Regions from separate parts of the Mus musculus genome. Here region 1 is linked to region 2. Evidence: chromatin loops called from intact Hi-C (ENCODE). Cell type or tissue: heart. All regions are shown on one strand. Each heading gives the region's core, and the rest is flanking DNA. Links, peaks and the distances in the headings are about the cores only.

Region 1 (2,905 bases), core at 206-2,705, 65 kb before region 2:
TCCAATTTGGAGTGGCCTCCTTGCTTCAGTCTATGACAGACAGTGACAAGCACACATGCGGGGGCCAATAGGGAGGGCTGACTTAGTTCCTTCCACAGGTAGGCAGCTTCCCCTCCACTCAGGCCTCCTCTGGGCGCCACCTCCTCTCAGCACAGCCATTCTAGAGACTGAGACCCTCTCCATGTGTGAGCTCTACACGGACACTGACAAACCAAACCCAAACCTAAGAAGCCACAGCTCTGTCCTGAGCGCCAGACCCCATAATGGGTTATATATACCATGCAGAAAAGAAACCAATGGAGAAAGTCTGAAACCAGGGGCCCAGCATCAGCCTGTAGGCTCATGTGTCGTGACGCCATTCCTAACATGAGGCCTGTCCCTGGAGGGATCCTGTCCACATCCTTCACAGCCATGAGGATACTGGTTTCCCCTGCTTCCTCCCTGACCCAGACAACCCTTCAGAACTCATCTCCCACCTCAAATGCGCCTATATCCTCCAACCACAACTCTATTGCTTTGTAGGAGAAGCACATCCTTGTCAAGTGCTTGTGTCGGGACGAGGAGATGACTCAGTTGAAACTGCCTGCTACATATGCACAAGCATCGCAGTTTTCACTTCCAGCATCGTCCTAAAGGCCATGTGTGTCTGTAAGTCCAGCTCCGGGATGGGTTAGGGCAGCGGACAGTGGATTCGTGAGACACGCTGCTGGCCAGCTGGCCTAGCTGAGAGAGCGTGGTCCAGGTTTAGTGGGAAACCCTGCCTCAAGACTAAAGTGCCACATGACTGACAACGAAGCATGTGTCAACTCCCACCCTCCACATGTACATACGTGTACATGCACACACCCACACAAGCAGGAGCATACACACACACACACACACACACACACACAGTGCTTTTGTCTTTGTAGTGTGTGTTTGCTAATATCAACGATCCTGATTTCAAAACCATGGTGAAAGGATGGGAAAAGGGGATTGAAGCAAGGGGAACCAGGAAGCAAGTGGGCGCTGCTGTCGTAATATCTAATGAAACAGACTTCAAACCAAAACTCACAGGAAGAAGTAAAGGACAATTAATCCCAATTAAGGGGACCATTAACCAAGAAGACACTGCCATTGTAAACATACGTGCACCAAACTCTGGAGCAGCCAGTTCCACACAAAAGGCACACCCCTGAGATTAAAGGCACAGACCAAATCCAACTGGGTAGCAGCAGGTGATCTCAATACCCCGCCTTCCCCAACAGACAGGTCATCTGGACCACAGTAGAGAAACATCAGAATCAAACTATCATCCTACATCAAATGCACCGAATAGGCATCTACGGAATATTCCACTCTCTACTCAGCAGCGTGCCGGAGCTTCTCTAAAACAGACCACACCCTGGGACACAAAACAATTCTCAAACTCAGAAAACTTTAGGTAACTCTGTGCATCCGATCTGACCACAATTCAATAAAACTTAAAACGAGAGCAAACACATTTCTAGTAAGTACACAGACTCAGTGTGAATAAACACCTCAATACTGAAGGATGAATGGGCCAAAGAAGAAATCAATAAGGCTTCAATTTTTCTATGGGTCTTTATTTTTTCCCTTGGCTCTAAGGGTGAGATTTAGGCACCTGGCCACCAGGGGGCATGCAGTGCTCTGGTTTCAGGCAGGTCTGTATCAAGTAGGTATCAAGTTGACTCCTGTTTTATCTTTTGTGGAAAGCTGCTATGCGGTGTCCCCCACAACCAGTTCTGTTGTTTTGGGCTGGGCACATATCTCCCCTATGATTTAAACGACATCTCATACCTCCTTGTAACTCAGCCTCACTCTTTACATGCCAGCAGATGCGATCTATGCTTCTTTCAAGTGCACAGCTCAGCTGGGGTGGGCTAAAGAATAGATATAACATGGCCAGACCCCAGCAGGCATGAGACATTACGCTATGTGTGGCCATGCAACAGAAGAGGACTGGGCTCCTGTGCTCTCGCCTATGACCTTCAAGCCATGAACACTTTTGATTTACTTTCCCCAGGTGTTCAGAGCTGTGTCTACACTGAAAGCCATTTTGGCTTTTTTGTTTTTTTTTTTTTGATTGTGAAAGGATGAAGGCTAGCTTCAAACTTAAAAGATCCTCCTGTCTGAGTGCTGAGACCACATCCAGACTGATCCTATCTTTAAAAACCAATTATTAAAATGGTTAGGAACAGACGCTAGCGCAGACCCATGACGCCACCGATGTTTTCCACGTTGCTACGGAGCAGACAGGATGGCACTGCTTTGAGAGACAGCAAGGTGGAGCTTAAGTGTACCTGCCCCAGCATCAGCAGAGCTCACCACCGGCAGCCTCTACACTCCTCAAAGCCACAACTCTCAGGGAAGCAGTAAACCTGCCTAAGAGGCTTTATCACACAGAATGCCAAATTCAGTAATACATGCAGATATCTGAATTACTAAATACTTCATACACTAAGTAAGGGTGAAGACAGCTACAGCACAAACAACTATCACTGGTGGTGGTGCTAGGCTTAAGTTCGGTTTGACCTGACAGTTGTAGCATCAAATATGAACTATGCATTGTTAAACAATAAACAGACAGATCTAAGACGTTCAGATTAAATCAGTTGCTGTCTGATACACTAACAACTCCATAAAGTAAGCTTGCAAAACAAAATCCCCACCGTGCTGGGCCATGGCGCCCCGTCCCACATCGTCCAGGAGAACCAACAGGTTTCTTTACCTGGCCCCTCCCCTTATTCTAAGGCACCAGTGGAAGTCACTGTTCTCCTGGACCCACCGAAACGCATAATCCAATACAGAACCATTTCCTCAGGACAAAGTCCAGAGGAGCCCAGAGAAGCTCAGCCTAGAACATTTCATGGCACAGACTTTGTATTTTTATTTTCAATTTTAA
Region 2 (2,905 bases), core at 88-2,587:
ATATGCTAACCTGAAAACCGAAAAGACACTCAAGACTCAGAGTCGGAACAGTTTCACATCTTTGTACCTGGCCCACGGCAGAGCTCGGCCATCTAGATGACAAGTCAAGGCCTGTCAGCCTTAATAGTCCATGTATAAAAGGGGGCCTCACACATGAACTCACAACAGGTAAGACTTGCCCAATGTCACCCAGGTAGTGAGGGCCACCAACAACAGCATTCAGGTTGTCTGGGAGTTAACCAGTCCCCTTGAAGATGAATTCAATGAGCAAGCAGTTAAACCAACTGAGAACATGGTTCCCAGGGGTCACCCATTAATGCAGCACAGATACTTGGACGTTCACTTGAAAAGGAGAAGGTCTTTAACACTGAGACTTTACCTCCATGTGTGATGTGCTGAGTTCAGAGTACATTTTCTGTCATGAACCAGATCAAAGTAAACAGGAAAAAAAATAGAATGGTATTATACAAAAATATTTTTACTTTGATTCTATTTTAAGTAACCTGAGAAACCAGGTTGTGACTACAGGAATTGGGGTCCTAATGTTTGGATTCAATCCACTTAAGTCCCAAACTACTTTTTACACACACACACACACACACACACACACACACACACACTTCTGAATTTCACTACCTGGGTCTCAAGTTACCTGCAGTTCACCTGCAGCTTAGGTAAACAGTTAACTCCCAGCGGGGAAAACTTTCCTTGCAAAAGGCCACCCCGTCTTAACTTCCTTTCTTAAGCGAACCTGACTGGCCCCAGCACACTGTGGGCCCACTGCTCCTTCCCCAACACTGCCTCCCTTATTTGCATCCCAGCAGCCAACGTCAGGCACCCGATTCGGGACAGCACAGCCTTAAAGCGCAATGAATGAGCTTCAACTCTAAGGACTTGCAAATTCCAAGTTCTCAAAGTTTGCTTTTGTTTTCAAATCTTACATCATTTTTCCCACGCACACACACCAGCATACACTTGGTGCTACCACCATATTTAAGCCAGACTGCTTCTCCTCTTAGAAGCACAGGGGTACGTTCTGGCTGCCCACTGGCCCCAGATGCCCATGCCTGCCCGGGGGGTCTGTCCTTGGGGCCGAGCGGCGTTGACCACGGGCGTGGACACGTGGGCCGAGGCCGCCCGCTAGGTTCAGGCTGGGAGGAGCCCCGCGACCCGGGCGGCTCCGCAAACAAAGGCCGGGGAGCGGCGCGGGGCGAGCGGGGGCTGCGGGAACCGAGCTGCGGGAGGCGCGGGTCGGGGGGCGCGGTGAGAGCGGGGTACTCACGGAGGTCTCGTCGCGGTACACGTCGGGGTACTGGAAGGACAGCATGGCCGGATCCGGGCGCGGGCTGAAGGGGGGAAGTGCGGGCGAGGCTGGGCGCGGACTGCGGCGGAGGGCGGCGTGCGAGCGGGCGAGCGGACAGCCGGCGTGCACGGGCGGACTCACGGTGGGGCAGTGCGCCAAGCAGGAAGACGCTGTCGGCAAGGCCGGGAGCCCCTCCCCGGCGGGCGGGCCCAAGCGGCGACAAGAGGGAGCGGAGTCGCCGCGCGGGCGCCGGAACGGGCGCACAGCTCCCTCTGCAGGAGCACCAGCCGCGCCCGGGCGCACGGAGGAGCACGCTGGCGACGCCGCGCCACGCCGCTCGGCGACCGGCCTCCCGCAGCCCCGCGCTACGCCGCCTCCCCTCCTTCGCGCCCAGGAAGGAAAACTTTGCCTCTTCCCTGACCTAGGCCGGCTTTCCCCAACCCGCCCGTCCGCCTGCCTGCCACCAGCCACTCTGTATATGGAAGAAGAAATGCTTCAAGGTGATCGTGAAGGAAGTACAGCTTCCTCCCTTAACCCTTGATGGACACGGACTGCTCGGCCTCCAGGCTGAAGAGGTTCTTCAGAGGTGTTGCCAAGACAATGGATGATCCCTTGTTGGAGATTTACTGACTGATGGGGAGCGAGGTGAGAGAACTTATGGTAACCTAGGGTCCTTGTCTGACCCTATGGCTCCTCCCTTCTGCTTCGGGTTTTGTATTTTGAGCAACACTGTTCCTGAGTTGTAAAGAGACAAGATACCTCCTGCCTGATCTCAAACCCATCATGAAGACTGACTGACTACACTTCTCTATCCATGGGCCTCCTTTGTAGACCACCCAGAAGAGGCATTGTAGCCCCAATTTTCAATGTGTATAATGTGTCCTTGCCTTCCTACTTGCCATGGGAAAGATAGGGCCATCAGTAAAAGTCTGCATTATAAGAGAATTCTCACTGTTGGTTTCTAACTATTAAGGCTCATGTTGCAGGCTAGCACTACTGAACCCAGTCGCCAGGGGCTGCCAGGAGGTCTAGCTCCTGCCATCTCTGTGTGCAGTGCGTCATAAAGATAATCCCAAGGACACTTGACTCAGAGAATCCCCAGATAAGCGTTGATGCCTCCTTAAATGTTGATTTGAAAACTGTTATTGTCCCAGTTTTACAGTTGAGATAAACTGGAACTTTGTTTTGCTCAGTTTCACAAATAGTAGGGGTGGAGAAGAAAAGAGAGCCAGGATTCAGTCCCTGAAGGCTAACATTTCATTTCTACCTGTCCGACGTCTTCCCCCTCAGAAGGCACATAGAGATGCAGTTTGTTTGTAGTTTACAAGGGCATCCTTTTTAGCAAGAGAAACTTGAGTTTGACTACTTATGCTAGAAAGACTGACAAGTGTAGCAGCAGCTCATTATTATTATTATCATTATTATCATTGTCCCTGTTGCTGTGATTAAAAAAAAAAAAAAAAACTCTGACTAAGAAAACAAACACAGGGAGGAAAGGATTTGTTTTTGCTTACAGGTCAACATAACTCATTTGTTCTACAGCCCAAGTCTACCTGCTCATGGATGGTACTTCCTAGAGGGCTAGGCCTTCCTATATCAAAT

What was found. Hi-C counts contacts between places; a loop is a spot of excess contacts. Peaks named below come from ENCODE experiments on the same cell type or tissue, not always from the same donor. Only the 100,000 strongest peaks of a DNase experiment are listed, where the experiment ranks them.
Region 1: a loop joins it to region 2, with 2.5 times the contacts of the local background. A loop is called at or near these places in 4 of 42 quality-filtered maps.

The regions. Positions count from the first base shown.
Region 1 is chr10:45,131,314-45,134,218 of GRCm38, reverse strand. All of the region lies in intron 10 of Prep (prolyl endopeptidase), which reads right to left. Among named protein-coding and RNA genes, the nearest start is that of Prep, 66 kb to the right of the region's middle. In heart, for the core only: a CTCF peak has its summit at 1,628 (motif pointing right); no DNase peak of the experiment used is centred there; H3K27ac peaks cover 181 bases.
Region 2 is chr10:45,065,753-45,068,657 of GRCm38, reverse strand. It overlaps Prep (prolyl endopeptidase), which reads right to left and starts at 1,442. Exons shown (of 15, transcript NM_011156.3): 1 at 1,283-1,442. The coding sequence starts at 1,327. It also overlaps 2310075K07Rik. In heart, for the core only: CTCF peaks have their summits at 1,580 (motif pointing left) and 2,323; a DNase peak (open chromatin) is centred at 1,557; H3K4me3 peaks cover 2,341 bases; H3K27ac peaks cover 1,855 bases.